2 separate regions of the Homo sapiens genome follow, and region 2 is linked to region 1. A link is a loop called in an ENCODE intact Hi-C map of the cell type or tissue named here. Cell type or tissue: PC-9. All regions are shown on one strand. Each heading gives the region's core, and the rest is flanking DNA. Links, peaks and the distances in the headings are about the cores only. Region 1 has its middle 28 kb from the start of FEM1C. Region 2 has its middle 110 kb from the start of FEM1C.

Region 1 (5,389 bases), core at 253-5,252:
AATGGTGGGAGCTTTAGTTATACAGAATTTGTAAAATGCATTTAAACCTTTCCGATGATCATCTTAAGAATAAACTAGTGTTTTGTACTATTTTGCATCACTTAATGCCTAGGAAAATGTACTGAGATGTGTCCTTTAGGTGATTTTGTCATTGTGAGACCATCCTAGAATGTACTTAAACCTAGATGGTCTAGACTACTACGCTACATTCCTAGGCTATATCGTATAGCCCATTGCTCTTACTCTACCAACCTGTATAGCAAGTTACTGAATATTTTGGGCAATTGGAACACAATGGTAAGTATTTGTGTATCTAAACATAGAAAAAGTACAGTAAAAATATTGTTTAAAAGAAAGAAAGAAAAAAAAAAATGGGGGACTTACCATGAGTAGAGCTTGCAGGACTGGAAGTTGCTCTGGGTCAGTTGGTGAGGAAGTGATGAGTTAATGTGAAGGCCTAGAATGTTATGCATTATCGTAGACTTTATAAACATTGGACTACACAGCTATACTACATTTATAATAAATTCTTTGATAATAAATTAGCTGATTATAACTTTTTTACTTTATGAACTTTACCTTTTTAACTTTTTTTGTAATATCAGTTAAAACACATTGTACAGCTGTACAAAAGCATATCTTTATAAGCTTTTTTCTATTATTAATTTTTTTTCCTTGTTGAACTTTGTCACAGACAGATACACACACTAGCCTCGGCCCACACAAGGTGAGGTTCATCAACCATCAATATCACTGTCTTCCATTTCCACATCTTGTCCCACTGGAAGGTCTTCAGGGACAATAACATAGGGAGCTGTCATTTGCTAGGTTAACAATGCTTTCTTCTGGAATACATCCTGAAGGACCTGCCTGAGGAAGTTTTTGCAGTTAACTTTTTTAAAAAAATAAGTAGTAGTGTACTCTAAAATAATCATAAAAAGTGCAGTGTAATAAATATTAGGTGATAGGAATTTTTCAGCTCCATTATAATCTTAGAGGACCACTATTGTATGAGCAGTCTATTGTTGACTGAAACACATGGCTGTATTTAGTTCTCTTCCTGTATCACTGACTTTGAACATGTTGATATATTTGAATTATGAAAATTATTTTTTTATTTTATAGATAAAATACACAAATTAGTAAGAGTTGTAGAACGTTTAGATTTCTTTAAATACTCCAAAACTTTAAAAAACCTTGGAGTAATTTTAGACTCACAGAAAAGTTGCAAAGTTAAGAGTTCCTACATTCACCATTCATTTTCCCCTAATGTTAATACTTTAAGCATGGAACATTTGTCAGAACTAAGATGTCAACATTGGTACAACACTATTAACTAAACTACAGACTTTATTTGGATTTCATCAGTTTTTCTACTAATGCCCTTTTTCTGGTTTTGGACCCAATCTAAGACACTACATTGTATTTAATCATGCCTTCTTACTCGAACAGTTTATCAGTCTTTCCTTGTTTTTACAGATCTTGACATTTTTAAAGAGTACTGGTTAGATATTTGGTAGAACGTCCCTTAATTTGGGTCATGACTATACTGGGATTATAGTTTTCCGCGGAAGAATACCACAGAAGTGAGGTAACTTTCTCATATCGATATGTACATGATATCGACGTGACGTAGCACTGCTAAGTTTAACCTCGATCACTTGGTTAAAATGATATGTGCCAGGTTTCTCCATTATAAAGTTACTGTTTTCTCATTTCATATTCTATTCTGTGGAAGCAAGTCAGTAAGTCCAACAGTGCTCACAGGGAGGGGAGTTAAGCTCCATTTTCTTGGGAGGGGTTTCTACATACATTATTTGGAATTCTAATGTAGGGGAGATATTTTTCAGTGTAGACTTGTAGATACGTATTTTATTTTTTCGGCCGTACTATCCAGTACTGTAATTATTTGTTTTGTTGCTCAAATTGTTCCAACTTTGGCCATTGGGAGCCATATCTTTTTGACATGCTCCCATTTTTTTTCTTTTTAGCTTTTACTTTCTGGCACTACCACGATGCTCCAGGCTGATCTTCTATTTTCTCTGCCCAGCCCTAGAATCAGTCATTTCTCCAAAGAGCCCTGCTCCTTTTATTGGAGGATGTTATTTACAATCCAAGATTTGAGTGCTGAATGCGCTTATTGTTACTGGGATGTCATGGCTTCTAGACCTCAGTGAACAGAGCTAGGAAATACATGAATGTTTACTAACATAGGTATACACACATATCTGTAATGATTTCTGTATATTTCTGTATATATTTAAAAATGAGTCTATATGGATATCTGTAACTCCTAATCCAGCACCATAGGATTCATTCTAGCTTTTCCCCTTCATTTATTTGTAACTTCTTTCTCTGCCAGTGAGGAACTTAACTTTCATTATCTATAAGTTATGCCTCTATTTTTTTCAGCCCTAGTACACAATAAAGTGGTTGCAGAATTGCTAACCTAGAATATGTATAATAAGTTTACCTACTGGAGTACACTTCTTTTCATCTTTAACCTTACAGTATCCAGTCAAAACATATTCCAAAGTTACTTAAGGCAGCACCTTTTTTCTCCCAACAAAAATTTTCTTAAATGACTGTTTTTCAATAGGTAGCAAAGAGAGAGACATAAGATTCTGATTACCAGCTATAGCTCGCCTCCATCAAAACAAGGAAATGTATAAGAGGCAGTTAAAATAGAGTCCGTTATCACTTAAAATTGCTCTCTTTTTTCTGTCTCACCCAATTGTTCAACAAGTCTAACTCTAGTATCTTTTCACTGCTTTTACTTGACTTTCTAGCTCACTTTATAATGGTTTTTTTTTTTTTTTTTTTTTTTTTTGAGTTGTCTCGCTCTGTCACCCAGTCTGGAGTGCAATGGCATCTTGGCTCACTGCAGCCTTTAACTCCTGGGCTCAAGTCCCAAGTTGCTGGGAGTACAGGCATGTGCCACCATGCCTGGTTAATTTTTTTTTTTTTTTGAGATGGAGTCTTGCTATGTTGCTCAGGCTGTTCTCAAACTCTTGGCCTCAAGTGATCCTCCTGCCTCAGCCTCCAGAGTCATTGTGCCCAGCTCTAGCTCATTTTTAAAATGTAGCAGTGATTACTAAAATAGAATCCAAAGTTTTCAACTTGTGAAATTTGTCTCCTGTCATTTTGAGTAAGGCCTTACAGATGAAGTGATGTCTTTTAATTATCTTTTAAATTTTATTTAAAAGTAACTTATTTAATAAAAGGGAATAATTTATTAAAAGAAAATTATTCTCCATGTTTAAATAATAAAATACCTTAATTTGTTCTAAAAACCAAAATAAGAGTTAGAATTGCTGGTCACTTTCATAATACCTCATAGGGCTGTGGATTGAATGTATTGACTTTTCTTTAGGCCTGAACTACTTTGTTCAGAGAATAATGTGGGGTCAGATTGTCAGAACATAAACTCTTGTGGCCTGCTAATGTTGTGAAAGTGTGGGAGAAAGAGTCTTTATGACCTAAGGGAAATCAGTTTTGGGGGAATTTATTGTGTAAATTTGCACATTCAACAAATTTATTGACCATCAAGCACTATGCAGTGAGTCAGGTATATAAAGATGAATTATAGAATCCTGCCATCGAAGAGAGCAATATTTTGGGGGAGGCAAACAAAGCTAATTTTCAACTATATTTTGAAGGGCAGAGAATTAGTCTGACTTTTAGGTTTAATAAGAATTGGAGTAGGTCTTGAATTAAAATTGCTTCTATATTCATTGTCCACTTAAAAAAAACAAACAAACATAGTTCACATTGTTTAGGGCTAGCTGGCTATTGCATCTTTTCATCAAGATGGGGGTTAGGGGAAAAGTCCATTTAGTCCATGGATGAAATTTTCTTCATCTTTTTTACATCATTGTGCTCAAAATTTGTATTTTGTATCTTATTTTGAAACCCATAATTTTTCTTAGATAAAATTGTAAGAGCTACCGTTTGGATGTGCATGTGTGTATGTTTGCAAATGACTTTTTAGAAGAAATTCTGAACTCATTAAAATTGACCCGTGCTGTGCATTCAGAATTCGTGCTCACCATGACTGAAAATCAGTCATAGTCTACAGGTTTGGTAAAAAGAGTTGTTCTTTGTAGTCAGGAATTTCAAAGAATTTTTTTGGTAATTAAGACATGAAATTGGCAGAAGAATAAACATGAGTGGGGGATGAAAAATAAATCCTACAGCTTTAACCTTTTACTAATGTTTTAAGCCATCTAAAAGTACTTCAAAGATAAAAAATTGTAAAGCTGCTCCAGAAAAATTAACTCATTGGCTACCACCTGAAAAGGAGAAATTTGGCTTGAAAGGGACTTTTTTCTATTCTGTAACCTCTGTAGGCTGAGCTTAATGTCACAGGTGAAAATGATTTGAGGACACAAATCAAATGAAAACGTACTTCTATCTTGCTAAGCTAAGGCACTGAAGAAGGTATTAAAGAGAATGAAACACGTCTGTGAATATTTAGAGAAGCAATGGTATGCATGGGTCTTGTTTTTAATCTGAATTTGTCTTTTAACAGTTGCATTTTAACTTGTTTGCATGTAAAATCATTTCTAATTTATTTGGACTTTGGTTTATGATTCACCATGCTTTTATTTCTTCTTTCCTACCTTCAAGGAGATTTCTGTTTCTCTGTTTGTTTAGAATGTATACATTCTACTTTTTAGAAAAACCTTTTTAGTAGCTACTTTTACATTCTTAACATGAACACTGGGTTGACCTGTGGTCCTCAAAAAATATGTCCACCCAGAACCTTAGAATATAACCTTATTTGGGGTAAGGGTCTTTCCAGATATAATCAAGGTAAGGATCTCAAGATTAGGTCATCCTGGATTAGAGTGGGCTCTGAATCCAATGATGAGGTTCCTTGTAAGAGGCAGAAAAGGAGAGGGCACATGAAGGCAATCTCACAAAGGGGCAAGCCACGTGAAGACAGAGGCAAAGACTGGAGTCCTAGCTACAAGTTAAGGAACGCCAAGGATTGCCGGCAGCCACGAGAAGCCAGGGGATTCATGAAACAGATTCTTCCTCAGAGCCTCCAGAAGGAATTTATCCTGTTAACATTTTGGTTTTGGACTTCCGGCCCCCACAACTGTGAGAGAATACATTTATTGTTTTACTTAAACCACCAAGTTTGTGATAATTGGTTGTAACAGCCCTAGGAAACTAAGAGAACATGCATACAGGCTTAACAGAACACAGACCTTGGAATGGTTTAAGTCCTAACATCTTGCACTAATTTTTCACGTTGTTATAGATCACAGATGTTTGTTTCACCTTGGTTTTCATCCTCCTCCCATCCTCATTTTGTTGTTACTGTTTTAGTTTGTGCTCAGTCGTACTTATTTACCAGTTTTATTGATAGCACTCACTATTC
Region 2 (5,389 bases), core at 277-5,276, 77 kb after region 1:
CTCACTGCCACCTTGCAGTTCCATCTCAGACTGCTGTGCTAGCAGTGAGTGAGGCTCCATGGGCGTGGGACACTCTGAGCCATGCGTGGGATATAATCTCCTGGTGTGCTGTTTGCTAAGACCGTTGGAAAAGCGTAGTATTAGGGTAGGAGTGTCCCAATTTTCCAGGTACCATCTGTCACGGCTTCCCTTGGCTAGGAAAGGGAATTCCCCGACCCCTTGCACTTCCTGGGTGAGGCAATGCCCCACCCTACTTTGGCTTACGCTCCTTGGGCTGCACCAACTGTCTGACAAGCCCCAGTGAGATGAACCCGGTACCTCACTTGGAAATGCAGAAATCACCCGTCTTCTGCATTGCTCACACTGGAAGCTGTAGACTGGAGCTGTTCCTATTTGGCCATCTTGGAACCTCCAAGGGTAGATAAAATTTGTAAGAAGATTGTGGGGGAGATGAGAATTCAACTGAGGATAAAACTTTAGGGAAATGCCTGCATTTAAGATGTCAGATAAAGAAGAGTATCCTGAAAATATAGTATCAGCAAAAGAGCCAAGAAGAAAGACGCAGTAACAACCCCAAATGCAGCTGAAAGCCAAGGACAGTGTGGCCCCAAGAGAATCTGATAACTAATCAGTCGTCAAGAAATCTCCAGTGAGCAGCTTCAGTTAGATGGGAGTGTAGCACAGAAGTCAGGAGACAAAAACATTTAAGAGTAAGTGGGAGACTAATGTGAACAACAGGGCAAACTAGAGTTGCCTGGCACTTGTCCCCCAACAAAAGGGGATGAAAACAAGTAAAAGACTGTATTTTGACTGGAGGGACTGAGGAATGATGCTGTAGAGTACCAGCAGAGCAACAATATACCTGTGAAGCACAGAATTCCCAGATTGCACCATAAAGAGGGGAGCACGGCTCCCTGCCCCTGCTACACTGTCTTCCCTACCAGATGCAGCCTGGTGTTAGGGGGTGGTGGGGAGCAGATTCTTATGGGGAAAAAGTGAGCTGGAGATCCTCTGTGGTCCCCATTGCTACCACAGACGCCAGTGGTCCTTGCTATAGAAGAGTCCCCTAATCCTTACAGGCCCAAATCCCATTTGGACAGTTGCCAGGAGTTCATGTAAATGCATTGCCTCAGAATAGGAGCCCACATTGTGCATCCTGTAACCTCTGTAACCTAAGCTGCTGTGTCATGGCACCATCTTGAAAGCAGACCCACTGCTAGAGACCACTGTTAGACTGCATTTTGCCCTGGCAGCCAGTAGCCACTGATTCTCTCTGCTCCACCATCATTCCATCAAGTTCACAAAGGTGTATGAATCATCATGACCTCAGCTGCCCAGAGGCTAGACAGAATGAATGGGACCCTGGCATCCAAACCTGAAAGGCACCCCTGGGGAACAGGCAGACCTGCAGTGTGGGGAAGTTGCTGCACAGCCAGCTGGCCTGCCTCACCCAGAGTGTCAGCAACCCTGCTCCCTGAAAAGACAGCTATACTGTTGGCTGGTGTACCCCAACAACCAGCCCAACACCCCTGCCCCCAGCAAAACCATGCTGCTGTCATCATAAACTCCCATAGCCTAAGCCATTGAGGCAATCACAGCTATCACTTACAAACATTATAGCTGAAGAAACTGCACAGAGACTACACCACCAAGTCCACCCAGAACCAAAGCCAATGTATCATTACCAACCAGTACTGTAGGACCCATCCATAAGAAAAAGTCTCTCCCTGTGAAAACTACTCCATAAAATTAGAAAAAGTGACAATTCTGCTAGATATGCAAATATCAATATAGGAAAACAAGAAATATTAAAAAGCAAGAAAACATGACACCTCCAAAGGAGCAATCTCCAACAGTAGACCCCAAATAAAAGGATGTTTATAAAATGCCTGAAATGAATTCAAAATAATGATCTTAAGGAAACTCAGCAAGATACAAGGGAATACAGACAAGCAATTCAGTGAAATCGGGAAAGCAATTCATGATCTGAGTAAGAAATTCCACAAAAAGAAATTACAAAAAGAACCAAACAGAAATCTTGAATCTGAAGAATTCAATAAATAAATTATACAACTGAGAGTTTCAACAACAGACTAGGTCAAGCAGAAGAAATAATTTTTGAACTTGAAGACAGACCTTTTGAAATAACCCAGTCAAAAAGAAGAAAATAAGAATAAAAAAGAATGAAGAAAGGTTATTGGACTTACGAGGCACCATTAAACAAATTTTTGCATTATAGTAGAGTCAGAGGGAGAAGGGTGGAGAAGGGCACAGAAAATCTAACAAAATAAGAGTTGAAAAAAATCCCAAATCTGAGGAGAGATATGGACATCCAGATTCAGGACGCTTAAAGTCCTCAATTAGATTCAACTCAAAAAGACCCTCTCTGAGGCAGATTATAATCAAACAGCCAAAAAACAAAGAGAGAAAGCTGTAAAAGTGTCAAGTCACATATAAGAGGATTCATGTTAGACTATCAGAAGATTTCTCAGCAGAAACATTGTGGGCTAGGAGAGAATGGGATGATGTATTCCAAGTCCTGAAAGAAAAAAACCTACCAGACGAGATTTTTATTTCTAGCAAATTTGTTTTTCAGAAATTAAGGAGAAATACAAGCCTTCCCAGACAAACAAAAACCAAGGGAATTTATCACCACTAGACTGGATTTACAAGACATGCTTAAGAAGGTGTTTCAACTGGAAACAAAAGGATAATAACTGCTATCATGAAAACACATGAAAGTATAAAACTCACCAGTAGAGGTAAATTTATAATAAAACTCAGAATACCCCATTGCTGTAATGGTGCTATGTACAATTTTCAATCCTTTATTATGAAGATTTAAAATAAAAAATGTAAAAAACAGTTATAATTAGTGGCTAAGGAACAAATAATAGGTAAAGATCTTAAAGTAAGGCAAAAAATATACAAACGGGGGAGGAGGGAAGAAAAAGTTTCAAGTATTTTTGTGTGACCAAAGTTAAGTTATTAGATGTTGCTGTAAAAGTACTTTAAAAATGTGGTTAACATTTATACTCGGGAGACTTTTATTAAGGCAGACTAATCTGTTTGGAATGAAACTCTACCAAGTTAGTTGCTATTTACTGTCCCCAGCAACTGAGAGGTCCAGACAAAAGAGCACCAGGAGGGAATCTACTTGCATGGGTCCCTTTCAGGCAGCCTTGCCATCAGGGGTTTGATTGTAGGCACAGCTTCAATGACAAAACAATCATGTGTAAGTTTTATTTGATTGATTGATTGATTTTTGAGACAGAGTCTCGCTTCATAGTCCAGGCTGGAGTGCAGTGGTGGAATCTTGGCTCACTGCAACCTCTGCCTCCCAGGTTCCCTCCAGGCTAATTTTTGTATTTTTAGTAGAGATGGGGTTTCACCATGATGGCCAGGCTAGTCTCCTGACCTCAAGTGATCCACCTGCCTCGGCCTCAAAGTGCTGGGATTACAGGAGTGAGCCACCATGCCTGGCCAGTTGTAAAGTTTTTAGTACTTACAGACCCTGGAGAATATACAGCATATGTGGAGGCCACACACACATGGAGGTCAGGGAGAAAAGACAAAGAGACAGAGAGAGTGAAGGAACCAGTGGGCCAATGCCTTTATTGGGTCCAGGGCATTATTCAAAAAGGTTTCCTGTGGGGAGCTTTAACTGGTGGGTTTACAGAAAACAGGCACTAGTTCTACAGTGTGACTGGGCGGTGGTCACTTTAAGTTCATGGACAAATATTTAATTGGTCTGTTTACAGGAAGCAGTGGGAAAGCAGGAAACCCAGCCTGCTAGGCAGGAGAGATACCCCTGAATTCTATCTCTGACCGCTGGCTAGAAATGTTTGGGTGGGATATAGTATTGGAAACTACATCAGCGGTGACTGAGGCCTGCTTCTGGTATGAGAAAGTTAAACTTATATTTAAAAATAGATGCCAAGGCAACATAAAGTTATTAGCACCCACTACAGAATAATAATGTGCATGGGCCTTATCCAATCAGTTGAAGGCCTCAAAAGCAGATACTGAAGTTTCTTTTTTTTTTTCCCCCTATATTGGCTGGTTTTAGCTGTCTTCGTATTTATTTATTTATTTATTTAATTTTACTTTATTATTATTATACTTTAAGTTTTAGGGTACATGTGCACAATTTGCAGGTTAGTTACACATGTATACATGTGCCATGCTGGTGTACTGCACCCATTAAGTCGTCATTTAGCATTAGGTATATCTCCTAATGCTATCCCTCCCCCCTCCCCCCACCCCACAACAGTCCCAGAGTGTGATGTTCCCCTTCCTGTGTCCATGTGTTCTCATTGTTCAATTCCCACCTGTGAGTGAGAACATGTGGTGTTTGGTTTTTTGTCCTTGTGATAGTTTACTGAGAATGATGATTTCCAATTTCATCCATGTCCCTACAAAGGACATGAACTCATCATTTTTTATGGCTGCATAGTATTCCATGGTGTATATGTGCCACATTTTCTTAATCCAGTCTATCATTGTTGGACATTTGGGTTGGTTCCAAGTCTTTGCTATTGTGAATAATGCCACAATAAGCATACGTGTGCATGTGTCTTTATAGCAGCATGATTTATATTCCTTTGGGTATATACCCAGTAATGGGGTGGCTGGGTCAAATGGTATTTCTAGTTCTAGATCCCTGAGGAATCGCCACACTGACTTCCACAATGGTTGAACTAGTTTACAGTCCCACCAACAGTGTAAAAGTGTTCCTGTTTCTCCACATCCTCTCCAGCACCTGTTTTTTCCTGACTTTTTAATGATTGCCATTCTAACTGGCGTGAGATAGTATCTCATTGTGGTTTTGATTTGCATTTCTCTGATGGCCAGTGATGGTGAGCATTTTTTCACATGTTTTTTGGCTGCATAAATGTCTTCTTTTGAGAAGTGTCTGTTCATGTCCAAGGAATCCTGTCTAAAGACTAACATAGAAACTCTGCCTTAGTTCCTAACCTGCAGACTCAGGACTGCAAGCTCAACTCTTACCTGAAATGCCAGCCTGCCCTACATATTTTGAACTTGCCGGTCTCTACAGTTGCAAAAGCTTATTTCTTGACATCATTCTCTCTCCTCGCCATTCCCCATGTGTGTGTATATATGCATATATGTATGTGTACATATACGTGTGTACATATAGAATATATATATATACATCTATATTTTAATCTATCCTATTGGTTCTGTTGCTCTAGAAAACCCTAACTAATACAAGACCCTTAAAACTCCCAGAAGGTTTCAGGAAACCTGAGAGCAGAGGAGGCTTTCCTAAATATAATACCCCAAAGAAGAAATGGTGACATAAGAGAGTGAAGTAGTGGCAGAGAGAAAGGTGAACTAACTCCTTCAAAAGGGGTGACTTCTACTT

Evidence for each region. Hi-C counts contacts between places; a loop is a spot of excess contacts. Peaks named below come from ENCODE experiments on the same cell type or tissue, not always from the same donor. Only the 100,000 strongest peaks of a DNase experiment are listed, where the experiment ranks them.
Region 2: it touches region 1 in a loop (6-fold over the local background); 1 of 110 quality-filtered maps calls a loop at or near these places.

Annotation. Positions count from the first base shown.
Region 1 is chr5:115,514,077-115,519,465 of GRCh38, reverse strand. No RefSeq gene overlaps it. Among named protein-coding and RNA genes, the nearest start is that of FEM1C, 28 kb to the left of the region's middle. In PC-9, for the core only: no CTCF peak of the experiment used is centred there; no DNase peak of the experiment used is centred there.
Region 2 is chr5:115,436,933-115,442,321 of GRCh38, reverse strand. No RefSeq gene overlaps it. Among named protein-coding and RNA genes, the nearest start is that of FEM1C, 110 kb to the left of the region's middle. In PC-9, for the core only: no CTCF peak of the experiment used is centred there; DNase peaks (open chromatin) are centred at 1,321 and 3,081; H3K27ac peaks cover 332 bases.